Regions from separate parts of the Homo sapiens genome. Here region 1 is linked to region 2. A link is a loop called in an ENCODE intact Hi-C map of the cell type or tissue named here. Cell type or tissue: A673. All regions are shown on one strand. Links, peaks and the distances in the headings refer to the core of each region. The heading gives the core; the rest is flanking DNA.

Region 1 (8,351 bases), core at 254-8,253, 95 kb after region 2:
GCTTGGCTCTGTGTTTCCACTGAAATCTCATCTTGAATTGTAACTCCCACAATTCCCATGTGTTATAGGAGGAACCCAGTGGGAGGTGATAGAATTATGAGCGTGGATCTTTCCTGTGCTCTTCTCGTGATGGGAATGATTCTCACAAGATCTGAGGGTTTTAAAAATGGGAGTTTCCTTGCACAAGCTCTCTCTTTGCCTACTGCCATCCATGGAAGACATAACTTGCTCCTCCTGGCCTTCTGCCATGATTGTGAGGCCTCCCCAGACACATAGAACTGTAAGTCCATTAAACCTCTCTTTCTTCCCAGTCTCAGGTATGTCTTTATCAGACGCATTAAAACAGATTAATACAGTAAATAAATTACAGAAGGTGATACCTAAATAACAAGTAGAACAATAAAACAGTTTCAAACCTCTATAAGAATGAAAGCTTTCAAATTCAATTAATTGACTATATAAAATACATCAAATATATCTTTCAATTGGCAAAAAATGTAAATATCTATGAGCTATAGGTTTAAAAGTGCTCAGGATCCAGGTTTTTTTTTTTTTCAAATATAGAGCTTGTATCAATATTTTTTATATTGGAGGAGAATCAAATAGCAATCTGATGTGGTTACAAATCAATTCTAAATTCAGAGCATATTAAACTAAACTCATAGCTTTCTACCTCAAATTTATAAAATTAAAACTAAACCAATAAATACAATAACATTCAGTTCAAAATTATAGAAAAGTAATAATAGAAAGAAAAGGAAGCAAATTCTCAAATCTCATTCAGAATTATTGTCAAAGTGGTCAAGTTAGCCTGCAAATATTGATCAAAATATTAGATTAATTACCCATATACCACATTGTAAAGTATTGATGTCTTAAAATTGGACAATGTTGAACTTAATTCTTATTTAGATTTCCAAATTATATATTGAGGTTGTAAAGCAGGTGATTTTAGTGGCTTAATAGGCTAACTGCATGACATGAGCCATAGGTATCATTATGAAATAATAATACATTTAACTTATTAATATAGTAGATAATGTCTTCATAGAAGAGTGATAGATTTCACAGTTGCTAGGACTGAAAATTGCCATAAGTTGATACTAACAAGATTCCATTCATTTCATCATTATATGTGTTTTATAAATTTATTTTGAATATAACAGAAAAACCTGACATGAAATAAAGCATAGTCTTCCAAAAGCTGTGTTTTCCTTTGTTTATAGCAATTGCAGAAATCCTAGGAGTATTCATGAAAATGAATGCAATAATATAGGAAACACAAAAGTAAAAAATCTATTTTATGCATCAAGTTCTTGAATATATTTATGAGTATTTGTCATGCTTAGTTACATCAACCGTTGTGTATAATTTAAGTGTTGGAAGCTTTTCATATCATCATTTGGTTTTCACATCTACACTGAGTATATCCCTTGTAACAAACATGTTTGATACCATAGCAGATGAAGTTCTTCTTTGGTTACATTTTGACCTGCCATTTCCCTAATGCTTTATTTTAATATATTGAGATTGGTTTTCATATATGATTCAGGCCAATCTACCTAAACCATGCTGAACTACAATCCAAAAATATAAGCCATAAAATTTAATAAAATCTTTTAAAGTGATGATATGCTTTTAGTCGTTACATAGGAAATAAGTTTTACAGGCCATTTGTTACAGAAATTTTGAAACACCAAATATTGAAATTATCTTTATTTTATGTTTTGTTATTTTTTTTCTGGTCAAAGTATATTTGATTAACCAATTTTTAAATGTATTTTCTTATATCTGTTCCTTAAATGATATTTTTCACTCTGTTTCTTCTAGAACAGTTGTCCCTCTGTATCTTTGGGTTCTGCATCTGTTGATTCAACCATCACAGATTGAAAATATTTTTTAAAATTTGGTCTGTACTGAACATGTTTAGACTTTTTTCTTGTCATTATTCCCTAAATAATACAGTATAACAACTATTTACATAGTATTTACACTGAATTCAATATTATAAATAATCTAGGTCTAAAGTACATGAAAAAATGCTCATCATTACTGGCCATCAGAGAAATGCAAATCAAAACCACAATGAGATACCATCTCACTCCAGTTAGAATGGCGATCATTAAAAAGTCAGGAAACAACAGGTGCTGGAGAGGATGTGGAGAAATAGGAAGAGTTTTACACTGTTGGTGGGACTGTAAGCTAGTTCAACCATTGTGGAAGACAGTATGGCGATTCCTCAAGGATCTAGAACTAGAAATACCATTTGACCTAGCCATCCCATTACTGGGTATATACCCAAAGGATTATAAATCATGCTGCTATAAAGACACATGAACACATATGTGTATTACAGCACTATTCACAATAGCAAAGACTTGGAACCAACCCAAATGTCCATCAATGATAGACTGGATTAAGAAAATGTGGCTCATATACACCATGGAATACTATGCAGCCATAAAAAAGGATGAGTTCATGTCCTTTGTAGGGACATGGATGAAGCTGGAAACCATCATTCTCAGCAAAGTATCGCAAGGACAGAAAACCAAACACCGCATGTTCTCACTCATAGGTGGGAACTGAACAATGAGAACACTTCGACACAGGAAAGGGAACATCACACACCGGGGCCTGTCGTGGGGTAGGGAGATGGGGGAGGGATAGCATTAGGAGATATAGCTAATGTAAATGATGAGTTAATGGGTGCAGCACACCAACATGACACATGTATACAAATGTAACAAACCTGCACATTGTGCACATGTACCCTAGAACTTAAAGTATAAAAATAAAATAAAATAAAATAACGTAAACAGGAGGATGTGCATAGGTTATGTGCAAATACTACGCAATTTTATGTCATTGACTTGAGAATCCATGGACTTTGGTATCCTTGGGAAGTCCTGGAACCAATTCCACATGGTGCTAAGGGAGGGCTGTATAAGTGTATTTAAATTCACTGCTAGCCTTTTTAATGTGTTTAAAAATACACTTCATTCACTATGTAATCTAGACCTGATTTAACCTTGGTTTTTTGTTTCTACTCTTTCCTGCTAAAATAGACCAGGATATGTTTGGGAGTAAAGAAGGATATGTATAAATGCGGTAGGATGCAACGAACTTTTACTAAAAAAGTAACTACCTTCTGACAATTAAACTCATAAAATACTTATATAACACGTCTGGTTAAAGGCTTGTGTTGATATTATTTAATATAGGGAATACTGGAATATTTATCTAATAAAGGAAATAATAGGATTTGGACATCCCCCCAAAAATTTGAATTTTGATAGGGGAGATATTGCAACAGATGTTGCAGTGAGTAATTGATAGCCAAAACCTCCTGGGAAAAGGGCAGACATCAGTATTTTTAATGAATTTCCCATGTAATCCTCTTGTAAACTGTGGAGGTTTGTGTGGAATTTAACACATATACTTTATTTAGTTCTTCTTTTTGTGAAGTTAGTTTTCCTGAAGTTTTAGGAAGGTTCTCGGTTTAAGCAGCTTGTCTCACTTCACTGAGCTTTTTCATCTGTGTGTGTATTTAGTGTTCAATATATACATAGTAGCTTGTTTTAGGGGATTTTATGGTTCTGTCAGTTTTTTTCCACATAATTCTTTCCTTCCTTCACATTTGCTGTTCTGCATAGATCAATTTTGGTTCCACTGTCAGTAATTATTCCTTAATGTGGATTACTGCTCTAGAGAGAGCTCTAGTGGGTCAGTTTGAGAGTTAATAAGAGACAATCTGCTTCAGCTCCCTCAGACCATCTTGTGTATCCCTTGATTTCACTCACTGGCTTCTATAAGGGAAAAAAAGCAAAAACCAAAAAATAAAACCCCTCAGTTTTAGCTGTTATTCTCAAATTGACCTGCTACTTGTTCCAGGGAATATCTGTTGGCTATTTGGTATCCTCTTGTTCTTGGGTCTGTCCAATATCCCATTGCTTCTATCACCCCCTTGTGAATAGTATGCAGTTCTTGTAGCTGCTGGCAGTTTGTCCCCATCTGCTGATATATTTGGGTTTGTGGAGATGTCTTGTCATCTAGTTTTATAGAAAATGCTATTTATGGGTTTTAATTTTGCTCTGTAGTGATTTGTGTTTATTTTTATGCGAGAATGCAAGAAGGTACAATACTGCGCCACGATATTCTAAATCTGTATGTATAGACAGCTCTAAAGGAGATTCTTATGTAGCAGTGTTTTATGGCACGGCATTTCAGCCCCAGTGCCTACTTTCAACTAATCTCAGTTTGTGCTTCTCTTAGTTTCAACACATGAGACAATCTGAGTAATTATTATCTAGCAAAAGCTTAGTGATCCTTTTATCTATTTATGGCCTAAGAAACCATGAATGGGAACAGGAAATGGTACACATTTCTGTTTCAAAACTGAACATAAGAGATCAATGGGGGAAAAGGATATGGCTGTCAAGATGTATTATAGCATTCAATCATGTTTTTTTTTGGAATAGTAAAACATGAGATTAAAAATGTAAAGAAGACTTCTTTCTCATTCTGTTGCTTTTGCCTGAATTTACCCCGTGCTTCATAGTTTGATTCTAACTTTTTGCACATTAGTCCTGATCCTTTGTGGGAACATTTTCCTGGTCCATCCTTTTTCCTTAGTCTGAATTAAATGTTTTCCCATTCATTCCCTATATTTTAAATTTTTGTCTTGCCTTTCTCTAACTCAGACACTGGATGTCTCAGGATAGGAATTGTGTTTTTTCTCCCTGTATCTATAGCATTAAGCACAGCATTGTCCATGTAGAAGGGACCGATAATTAGTAAGGAATAACTGATGAATGAACAAAAATACAATTTTACTACTTAGCATTTATCATCAGCTATTTGTGTTAGGCTGAATACCTACCATCATCCAGGATATTTACATCCTAATGCCAGAAACTGTGAATATGATAACATCCTCCTGAGAGCTCTATTTCTTAATACTGTTGCACTGGAGATTAAGTTCTAATATGAATTTTGGAAGGGACACAAACATTCAAACTCTAGCACCTCTAGAAAGAATTCAGCCCTGCCAGGAATTTGAGTTAGATTTCTGACCTCCAGAACTGTAAGAAAAATTTGCGTGGTTTTAAGTCAGTTAGTTTGTGATAATTTATTATGGCAGCCATAGGAAATTAATACATATTTGGGTACCTGGAAGTGGATTTGCAAATATCTAAAAGTGGAGAAATGGTTTTGGAATTGTATAAGGGGAAGAGGCTGGAAGAATTTCAAGGAGCATGGTAGAAAAACCCTAGGTTGCTTTGAACAGACTGTTCATAGAAATAAGAATATTGAAGTCGCTGCTGGTGAGGCTCCAAAAGAAATGAGAAGTACAAGAGAAAAAAACCTATTTTATTTTAGAGAATACCTAAATAATCATAAAAAGAATGTATATAGATATATTAACATTAAAGTTGCTTCTTTTGAGTGTTCAGAAGGAAATGAAGATCATGCTATTGGAAACTGGAGGAAAGGAGATCCTTATTATACAGCAGCAGCAAACTTAGTTGAATTACATCCTACACTTAGATAGAAGGCAAAATTTATAGAAGATGAACTTGCACATTGAGCTGAGATGATCTCAAAGCAAAATGTTAAAGATGCCCCTTGATTCTTTTTCTTGCTGCTTATAGTGAAATGCAAGAGGAAATATAAGTTGAGCAACTGTTAAGCAAAAAGGAACCAGGACTTGATTTGAAAAACTCTTAGCCTATCTCTATTGCCAAAGATGCTAAAATGAGAAGTTGCACTGTCAGAAAGCATGCTCCGGAGATAAAATCAAAGGTTTGGCTGGATAACCTTTTGCCAGTTCCTCCAGTGGATCCAAAAGTCAAAGGGTTTAGTCTCACAGAACGCTCTTCGAAGAGGTTAGGCATGTAACTCATGGATCCTTTCAACCATCTCAGCAGAATATAATACATTAATCCCCCTTATACACAATTTTACTTTCCAGAATTTTAGTTACCTATAATATAGTATAGTAAGAAAACATGAAAAAGAGAGGTAGAGCACAGTTACATCAACTTTATTACAGTATATTGCTATAATCTTTAATCTCTTACTGTGTCTAATTTATAAATAAAAATTTATCATCGTCTGTGAGAGAGGAAAACACACTCAAAACATGTTTTTCTACCCTCTCACTCACAACCACAATCAACACAGAAGATTTATGTGACCAAATGTGGGGTATTTCTCCCCACAACAAAAAAGCAATCAATTCTGTGGTGGACACTAGCTGGGTATCCTCCAATTAAATTCTAACATTAGCTACCTGGGCCTCTGGAACTTATGACCAAATGATTTTAAGCTGGGGTTCCCATGACCCCCTCTTTGGGTTTTATTAATTTGCTGCAGTGACATACAGAACTCAGGGAGATGCTTATGTTTGCCGGTTTATTAAAAAGGATATTTCAAAGGGTACAGATGAAGAGATTCCTAGGGTGAGGTATGGAGGAAAGGGAGCAGAACTTCCATGTCCTTCCTGGGCCTGTCGCTCTCCAGGATCCCTCATGTGTTTAGCCATCCAGAAGCTCCCAGAACCACATCCTTTTGTTTTTTTACGGAGACTTTGTTACATAGGCATGGTTGATTAAACCATTGGCCATTTGTGATCAACTTAACCTTCCACCCTTCCCCCTCCTCTAAGTTTGGGGTGTGGAGCTGAAAGTTGCAACCTTCTAATCATGCCTTGGACTTTCCAGTGACCAGCCCCCATCCTAAGGTTACCTAGGTGCTACCAGACATTAGTCATCTCATTAGCAACCAAAGAAAAACTTCTCACTTTGGAGATTCCAAGGATTTAAGGAGTTGTATGCCAGGAGACAGGGACAGAGACCAAATATTCATTTCAGAATATCACATATAGATACATTTATATAGGATAAAACCTCATATATACAGCATTCAGTTACTACCTAAGGTTTCAGGCATCCACTGGGAGTCTTGGAATGTATCTTCAGTAGTTAAGGGGAGATTACTATAGAAAGATCTATAGAGGAGACTTTTCTCAAATGGAGACTGTGAGGAATACATAAAAGATCCATAGGTATTTGGGAATGTTACTGCAGCAGAAATACTGTCAACTTGGATGGAAGGAGATACACAGAGAATCAAATAAAGAGTGCTTTCAGGCTTCCAAAATTCTACAGAAAATAAACAGACTAATACTACTACTCAATTGCAAATATGTGCTATCCTTCATGTAAACAAAAAGATTGGAAGGAACCACAGGCCCAGAGGGAAGAGCTGTGAGCCCAGAGCATGGAGTCAAGAGCCAGAAAGGCACAACCCCAAGCAAGAGGAGATCATTCTAGGCTTTGAAACCTAATCGAGTTTGCCCAGTTGGATTTTAATATTGTTTAAGACTTACTACTTATTTTTTCATTTCATTTTCTCTGTTTTTGAAAGAGAATGTTTATCATTGTTAAGCTATGCCTGTCACCATTGTAGTTTAGAGGTAAATAACTTGTTTTCTAGTTTCACACATCTACAGACGAAGCAGAATTTTGTTCCAAGATGTATTAAATTCAGAATCTCACACTAATTTAGATCATTTAAAATGGTGGGATTTGGGATTTTCAAACTGATTAGACTTAGATGAGATTTTGCAGTCAAATTGATGCTGTGATTGATGATTTGAGACTTTTGGTTACCTTCAGATAGGTGAATGTATTTTGCATTTGGGGTAGATGTGAATATTAGGAGTAGAGAAGGCACACTGTGTGTGCTAGGCTGAATATGCCACTCACCTTCACCCCCGCAAAGATGACTACATTCTAATCTCTGAAATCTGTGAAAATGTTACCTTATTCATCAAGTGGGACCTTCTAGGTATGATTAAATTGAGGATTTTGAGGGAGGGAGATTATCTTAGATCATACAGGTGGGCCCTAAATGTAATCACAATGGTCTTTAAAAGAAGGAGACAAAAGGATGAATAAGAAATAGCAGATGTGACAAATAGAAGTTGAAGGGATAAAAAGGGGGAGCTATGATCCAAGGAATGCAGGCAGCCTCTAGAGGCTGAAAAAGGGACAGAAACTGATTTGCCTGTGAAAATTTCAGAAGGAACACAACCCAGCTGACATCTTGATTTTTTATTGTAAACTTCTAGAACTACAGTAGCATAAATTTGCTCTGTTTATGCTATTAAGTTTCTGGCCGTTTGTTACCAAAGCAATGGAATAGTAATACACTGTTGTATTTTGTTTGCTGCCTGTGATCAATAAAATATACTTTTAAGTAATGCAAAAACAAACTGACATTTGTTTTGTGCTCATGTAGAGAATATATTTCCAGTAAAGATTTGAAGATATTCTCTATTTTATTTT
Region 2 (8,351 bases), core at 341-8,340:
TCAAGAAAGGAGGTTACAGAGCTTGTGTACAGTTCCCAGTGTTTTTATTTCTGATCTCTCTTTGTTCTTTGTCAATAGTAAAGTTATATTCCATGCTTGTCATAGTACAAAGGACTTGGGAATCTTTTAAAATACAACCTTAGACAGAGATACTACACAGCAAAAATAATGGTTTCAGAGGAAATGAGGCTAGAAACTCTGAAAATCTGATGCCTAGCATTAAACAGAATATGGAAAATTCATACTACCTGTTGAATCATTAGTAGGGGAAAAGGGGAAAGAATATTCTGAATTCTCACTTTAAATTCTTGGGCGAACTGGGGGAAAAGAGAACTATGGAGGCAGGCTTCCGAGAAACTGGAAGGAAAAAGTTGTTGGGCCAACATCAGAAATGAAATGCAGATCTTGAACTGGACTCTTCTTCTCCTTTAGCATTTCTTGTTTTGAGTGGCATTTGACCAAATGAACTGAAAAATCAAATCTGTGGTGTGATGTGGCTATGATGGAGACAAATGTCCATTGAAACACGTGGGACCTAAAATGAAAGTAAGGGGATATAGAATTAATCCAATATATCACCACTCTCCCATATGTCAGCTTTAAAGATTTGGTCTCTCAGAAACTAAAGAAGTGAGAGGCTAGTGAATTAATCCAATACATCATCACAAGATCCTTTGGTATCTATCTTCAAATTCTGATCTCTAAAGGTACAGGGGACAAGTCTAGTCATGTTAGAGTATTTATGGATTTTGCAAGTTTCCCTTTAGCTTATTCATTGGAAGTTTTGCATAAAAGATAAAAGCATAGACTAAATCAACAGCAGCATTAATTGGAATCATAAACTAAAAATAGGAAAAATTTAAACAAAAACTAGGAAAAGCTCCATTCCCATATTATAAGAATAAATTCTAACCCAATTATTTTCTCCTACTCAATTCAGTTACCGTTTTGTGTCCTTGGGATGATAATGAGAATTTTACTTTCCTTTTTTTGGTGGCTCTGCCTGTCAAAGAAGAGCCCCATGGGAGCAGAAAGTATTATGTCTTATATTTGTGCCTACAACCTGTATTTACTCCTGATGAGGCTGCTGTGTATGGCTCTGCTTTCCATTTAAAACTTAATTTCTCATTAAATAGTTTCTGTTTTTAATCAGCCGGTCAGCAGGCCATAATAGCTAATCTTGTAAAAGGGTTAAGTTTTTATCTGATTCACATTTATTTGAATCTCACAATTCAAATAAGAGAGAAAAACATATCCAACTTTTCTTAGGCTGGAGACACTGAGTGGGATATGAGATGTTACATAGTCATGAGACAGTTGCTCTGAATAATAAGTGAAAACCATAAAACCTACAATATTTTGGCTTGAATAATAGATCATTAGGTAGTTATAAAAGAAAGGATCTTGATGATAGATTTAAACAGGACTCCAAAAATATATAGATAATTCCCCTGTGAGAAGCTAAAGCTTCCTTTCTTCATACATGTAATCCTAAGAACAATATTTTGTTTTAATTTAAACCTAAAATTACAAAACTAAGCCATGCCTGATGCTGGAAAAGGCAACTATTTTCACAAATGCAGTTACACCATCTTGGCTTGAGAGTTTTGCAAATATTCATTTGGAAGCTGAGGTTATTAGCCTTTACTCCTGGTACCAGAATGACAGCATAAATCCTCGGACCAATGTACACTGTAGTACATTCATTAAGATACCCCCAGATTTTTGGATTGCCTAGTTATTAGGTGACAATGCTATGACATTTTGTGTCAAGGGGCAGTGGCAGCTGTCACAAAGAACAGCAGGTGGTCATGCAATTGCTGTATCTCTACTTTAACTTTTCACAGCTCTTTCAGTTAGGAGTGAACAGTAGCAAATGGGACACCCACGTTACTCTCATTTATTTAACAAATTTGAAAGGTATATTGAGGTGAATTACTATCTCTTGTCAAAGCGGTCTAATGGCTGCTACAGTTACCTTTAAGAGGGTAGTAGTCAGTGGCCTAAGGGATTGAGTGGAAACCACATTGGTTTTAGTGGTAAAAGATATTTGCCAAGAAAGAAAGGGCAGAGAAGAATTCATGGTGATCCTTTGTCTAGGACTTAAAGTGCTATAAAACATTCTTATAACTCAGCTGGCAATCACATAGGGGAGAAAATAGAACTGTTTGGTTTTCCTTGAGTGGTAACCTAAGGTAAATTATATTTTAACAAGGGCTATTTGGGATTGGATGCAATTGTATAAACCCATGAGAATTTTTATTTGTTTTACTTTACTTTTGGATGGCTGTCCAATTCCTACTTTAAGTCCTTAAGACTCAGAATACTATTTCTTTAATCACTAGCTTAGCACAGTTTTCTGTGCAAATTTTGAGTACCGGGCCACTGGCATTTCCTAATTCAGAAGCAGATATTTTTTTGAATGTGGTCTTGAATGCTTTGTCTTCTCCTTCAATTTCTCATGAGGTTGGAAAACATTTATTACATTTTCTTCTAATTTATTAGAATCATTTACTTGGAATATTTAGATATTCGGAGATACTTTCAGGTATTCACAGACTATCTCCAAATTTTGCATCAAAATTTACAACGTCCCCTAGGTCAGTGATCCCTAACCTTTTTGGCACCAGGGATCGGTTTTGCGGAAGACAATTTTTCTTCCAGAGGAGGTGGGGGGTGATCATCAGGCATATTAGATCATCAGACGTTAGACTCTCATAAGAAGCGCGCAAGTTAGATCCCTCGCATGCGCAGTTCACAATAGGGTTCGTGCTCCTATGAGAATCTAATGCCCTGGCTGATCCGACAGGAGGCGGAGCTCAGGCAGTGATGCTCCCTTGCCTGCCACTCATCTCCTGCTGTGTGGCCTGGTTACTAAAAAGGCCAGGTATGGCCCGGGGGCGGCGGCTCACGCCTGCAATCCCAGCACTTTGGGAGGCCAAGGCGGGAGGAGCACCTGAGGTCAAGAGTTGGAGACCATCCTGGCCAACATGGTGAAACCCCGTCTCTACTTTAAAAATACAAAAATTAGCCAGGCGTGGTAGTATGTGGCTGTAATCCCAGCTACTTGGGAGGTTGAGGCAAGAGAATCTCTTGAACTCAGGAGGCAGAGGTTGCAGTGAGTGGAGATCGCGCACGGCACTCCAGCCTGGGCGACAAGAGCGAGACCCTGCCTCGAAAAAAAAGAAAAAAAAGGCCAAGTATGGTAATTGTCCGCGGCCTGTGGAAGCAGAAAGGAAATTATCTTAAGATTCTGAGTTTCTTTTTTTTCTGCTGAGAACTAGCTGTTCCTTTGAAAATCACTTCATTCTCCTCAGTAAACTTGGCTGCATTCTCTTTCTGCTAGAATATTCTGTAACCATTTGAGTAGTGAGTGTAATGGGGTCAGGAACTAAGAGATTGAATCAGACCAAAAGCATTCTTCAAAAACCTACTATGTGCCAGGACTCTCTAGGTTAGTCAGTGTTACCACAAAGAGGGAAGATTCTGTTTTATCTCCAAGAACAGTTAAACGCTTATCTTTAATTTAAGTGCTGGATTGAGTGATTCAAGGTGTAGACAATACAGAGGCTCAGAGAAGGAAAAGACTGAAAATACTCAAGACCAGAATCATTTGCTTGAAATTAGTAACCTTAGCGTTTATTTACAGCCTTAGAAAAGTCCAAATAATGAAGTCAAATTGGTAACAAGATGAAAAAGCTGACACAAGTACTCCGTGTTCACATGAAAATAGTAGACTAAATAGTAGGTTGCTCTGATCCAGCTGTGACATTGAAAAATGTCACTTTTACTTGTTAAGTATTATTGCCTCTGAATTCTTTTCTATGTAAAACTCGAAGGTCACCTGACACCGTCAGGCAATTACTTCCTCTTTCATTGTGCATGTCAATGGCTGATAAAGTACACATCATTACAGTTTAGGAATGCTCTATTCTTTTCCTTTTACACTGGCACCTCCTTGGTGATATGCATGATTTGGCTGGGGTAGAGAAAGTTAGTAGGAGTAATCACACAGTTGCATGCTGTGAAGAAGAGTGAGCTTTATTTACAGCACAGCACTCTGATTTGGCTTTAAGAGAATTACATCAACTAAAAATTATACATAATAGACTTGGCAGAAACACAAGCTGGTGGTCAGGCCTGATTATATCAAATAGAAACACTTGGAAAGTAATGTTTCCAGGCTCTTACTCAGATTTATAACAGGTGTCCACAGGACAGTAATCCTCATAGATCCTTAAATGCTTTCTAAATGCTAAGGTTTTGAGCTAGAGATATCCTGTGGCTGCTTGACAAAAAGCCTTATGCTAATTAAGATCTATCCAAGTCTCCTGATCTAAGATAAGTCAGAGCCTAAAAGGAAATCATGTTGGGAATTGATTCTCTCACTGTGATATAGTTGCCATAAATTTTGGAGGAATTTTCAGGCTACAGATATAAATCAACTTACAGAAAAAATTTAAAAATAATATTAGCCAGAAAAAAATAGACATTGAAAAAAGTCACTGATAATAAATAATTAGTATATATAATCATTAGTATTGTTTGGGTTAAATTTGCCATTGTTTTCCTCAAAATAATATGCTTAGGGCTTAATGTAATTGCTTTCAAAGGACTGGTTTGTATGAGTGGCTATAACATATGAGCCTTTGTTCTAGCAAATAAATTCTAAGAAAAATAATAATTTGTCTGCTTGATTGTTTTTTGTTCTAGATTGTGAGTTTGATAATGGCAAAGAGTGTCAATTATTTCCACGTATATTGACAGTACCTAGCACAATTCCTGTCTCATATTATATACTCAGAAAATGTTGGGTGACAATGCTGAACAAAAATATTTTCAATTGTGAGTTTTCTTAGGAATAACAAGAACATTAAGGAAAGCAAACAAAAAATGGATAGGGACTAGAAATTGTTAAGGCATTTAGTTGTCTGAGCAAAACAAGACCTATATTCCATCAGATCCATTTTTAAGTAAACTAGAAATGTAAAATAAAGTAGCAGAGTTCTTGAGTTAATGCAGTAATTCTTCTGTTTTCTTTACATAGCAATAAGCAGATTTTCAAGACTTATTTAGATATGATCTTGGATTTGTTTTGGATTTATCATTTGAGCAAGTTCTGCCACCTCGACTTCTGCATTTAGACTCTAGGAAATCATTTTGCCATATGGTCAGAACTTTTTTGAGTTGGTCAATAACAACCTGAAAGGTCAATAATAATGAAAATAAATTTGCAACTGTTGAGAAGAACTCTTTCATAAGAAAAAATGTAGCCAGGGATAGGCAGTTGATGTAATCATGTATGACAAGAAGTGTTCAATGTAATTATTCTAGCAGAAAGAAAAATAGTTTATTAAATTTGCTTTGAATTTTACATTTGAGGATCTCAGAGATATTTAGTCTTGTCTGAAATATGTTCTAACCTATGAGGACATACTAAATTCAATGACTAAACTACATATACATCTTTAAATTGATAGAGTTAATTTTCATTTTCAGATCATGATATATAGTATATATAAACTTCTCAGCTATAATATGAAATATGGTATAATATGGAAATGTAAAACATATACTTGGGGAGTGGGACTGTATGTTTTCTGTCTAAATATTCTGCTTTTTAACATCAGGATTGTAATTTTACAAATTATTTGAATGACCAAGAAGCCAGCCCTGCCTATTAGGTAGGTGTATTATAAACATTTTGTAGATGAGCAGCAGAGGGTAATATATTGCAAAATTCACACAAGTAGTAAATGGCAGAGAGAGAATTTGAACTCTGGCATTGGACTTGGAGATTTCTGTTTTTAAATGAAACATTATATAAGTAGAAAAAAATGCTAAAGTTCAGTTTAATGACCACCATCCCAATCCCAGTCTACTTCTCCTTGATTTTCCTCAAAGGTAATTAGTGACCTCTCCGTGTGTTGCTTATTCTTCTAGACCTTTCACTGTGTCTTTGCATATGTATATATGTACTCTTAGAGAATATTTAGTGTCAGGTCCAGGATACTAAATTTTATAGTCTTAATATATAAGTGATGTAATACAGTTTTTGTCATTTTGAAACAACTTTAAATTCAACCATATGTTTCAGAGACACTTCAATTTTAACATATTTAGTTCTACCTCTTCTTTCTAACATGTGCATAGTGTTCTGCAGTGTGACCATATTTCCTTTATTTTAACCATTTCTTTCTGTGATGGTTAATGCTGAGTGTCAACTTGATTGGATTGAAGGATACAAAGTATTGGATCCTCTGTGTGTTTGCCAGAGTGTTGCCAAAAGAGATTAACATTTGAGTCAGTGGGCTAGGGAAAGTAGATCTACCCTTAATCTGGTGGGCACATTCTAATCAGCTGCCAGCAAATATAACGCAAGCAGGAAAACATGAAAAGTAGAGACTAGCCTAGCCTCTCATCTTACATCTTTCTCTCATGCTGGGTGCTTCCCGCCCTTGAATATCAGACTCCAAGTTCTTCCTTTTTGGGACTCAGACTGGCTCTCCTCCTTGCAGAAAGCCTATTGTGGGACCTTGTGATCGTGTAAGTTAAACTCCTACATATATCTGATTAGTTCTGTTCCTCTAGAAAACCCTGAGTAATACACTGTCTTATGAACAATAAGGTTATTTTGGTTTGGGAGAGAAAAGATGCATATTTATGGTAATAACTTGATTTCTATTAATTTCTCAATTTTTAACTATAATTGGACATTGATATTATTACTTGCTCTTCCATGTATCCATGTATCTATAGTTTTGTTTTCAAAATTGTTTTATAAATATTGAGTGATAGTCTTATTACATCAGTTCAACTTATCATGTATTTATTGAATATTTGCTATGAAGAATACTCTGGTTTAAGTATCATGAAAACTAAAATAGATATTTTATCTAAAAGCCTATGTTATAGTGAGAGTAAAAGACATTAATATAAAAAATATGAAAAATTAATATGTGACCTAAGTTATAGAAAAAAAGCAACATTCAACTGGATTGTGGGGGAGAAAAAGAATACTCTAAGGGAGCTGTGAAATGCTTCTTGAGAGAGATGAAAATCTGAGACACACATTAGTTAGAATAAAGGAGGGAAGAGATTAATGGATTGGTCTAATTCCTTCTTGTATGAAGTAGGCTTGGGTGGTTTGTTCAGGCTGTCATTCTAGAGCTGATGGGTCCTTCTGGTATGAGGATCTTTCTAGAGTGTTACTAATGAATCTAAAAGCCCTTGTTATATGTCAGAACTGTATTGGAAAATCAAACATGCAGTCATAGTAAAGTGTCAGTCCAAGGAATCCTCAGATAAGCAAAAGGCAGCTTTGATGTAGTGCTTTACCAAGTGAGGGGCACACCGGAATGCAGGATAGGAATTCTGGAAGATGAATATAAGTCAGTGTCTGGGGAAATATCATAATACACTAGAACTCAGAATCTGGTGTCTCTTTATGGGGTATTTCTAGCTGCACCATAGATAGAAGGAGGGATTTTATTTTATTTTATTTTTTTGAGACATGGAGTATAGTGGCATGAACATGTCTTACTGTAACCTCAACTCCCTAGGCTCAAGCAATTCTCCCACCTCAGCCTCCCAAGTAGCTGGGACTAGAGGCACATACCACCAGGCCTGGCTAATTTTTAAATTTTTTTGTAGAAATGGAGTCTTACCATGTTGCCCAGGCTTGTTTCAAACTCCCGGGCTCAAGTGATCCTCCTGCCTCAGCATCCCAAAATGCTGGGATTACAGGTGTAAGCCACCGTACCCAGCCAGAAGGAAGAATTTTAAGGTCAAACCAAGGTTGTGGATTGGGGAAATTCAGAGGTTTTCATCAAGCAAGTGATATGTTTTAGGATGTATTTTGGGGTGATGCATGAAGGGAAGAAGATGTACAGGAGGTATAGGCGATCGTGAGGATGCTGGAAATGTGGATTACAGCACATTGTGACCAAATGCTAAGGTCAGTCAGGTTCTGATTTGAATAATAAATGATGAAGTATTAAATCTTTTCTTCCATGAGGAGACACATGATCAACTCTCTTCTTAAAATAATTCTCTTGCAGGACCTGTGGTTGGACTAAAGGAGGAAAGATTGGAGAGAATAACAGTTATGAGACTCTTAAAATAGACAAGGTGGTGGTACTGTAGTCTTAGGTAACAATAGTGGAATGGAAAAGAAGACTAAACAAATTTGAGAGACACTACAGAAATTGACACCTTCGGATGATTTTTCAACTGATTTGATATAGGATGAGGGAAAGGAAAGAAGTCAAAGATGGTATTAACAACCATAGTTCAACTATTATTTAGTTAGCTATGTGCAGGTCATGTATCCGTATACTTATATATTTAAT

Evidence for each region. A loop is a pair of places that touch in the nucleus more often than their neighbours do. Peaks named below come from ENCODE experiments on the same cell type or tissue, not always from the same donor. Only the 100,000 strongest peaks of a DNase experiment are listed, where the experiment ranks them.
Region 1: it touches region 2 in a loop (9-fold over the local background); 1 of 110 quality-filtered maps calls a loop at or near these places.

Annotation. Positions count from the first base shown.
Region 1 is chr1:106,647,210-106,655,560 of GRCh38, reverse strand. No RefSeq gene overlaps it. Among named protein-coding and RNA genes, the nearest start is that of LINC01661, 170 kb to the left of the region's middle. In A673, for the core only: CTCF peaks have their summits at 3,800, 4,001 and 8,037; a DNase peak (open chromatin) is centred at 4,330; H3K4me3 peaks cover 1,068 bases; H3K27ac peaks cover 906 bases.
Region 2 is chr1:106,742,475-106,750,825 of GRCh38, reverse strand. LOC124904233 (a long non-coding RNA gene) reads right to left here and starts at 2,687. Exons shown (of 2, transcript XR_007066260.1): 1 at 2,617-2,687; 2 at 57-535. In A673, for the core only: no CTCF peak of the experiment used is centred there; a DNase peak (open chromatin) is centred at 4,045; H3K4me3 peaks cover 438 bases; H3K27ac peaks cover 682 bases.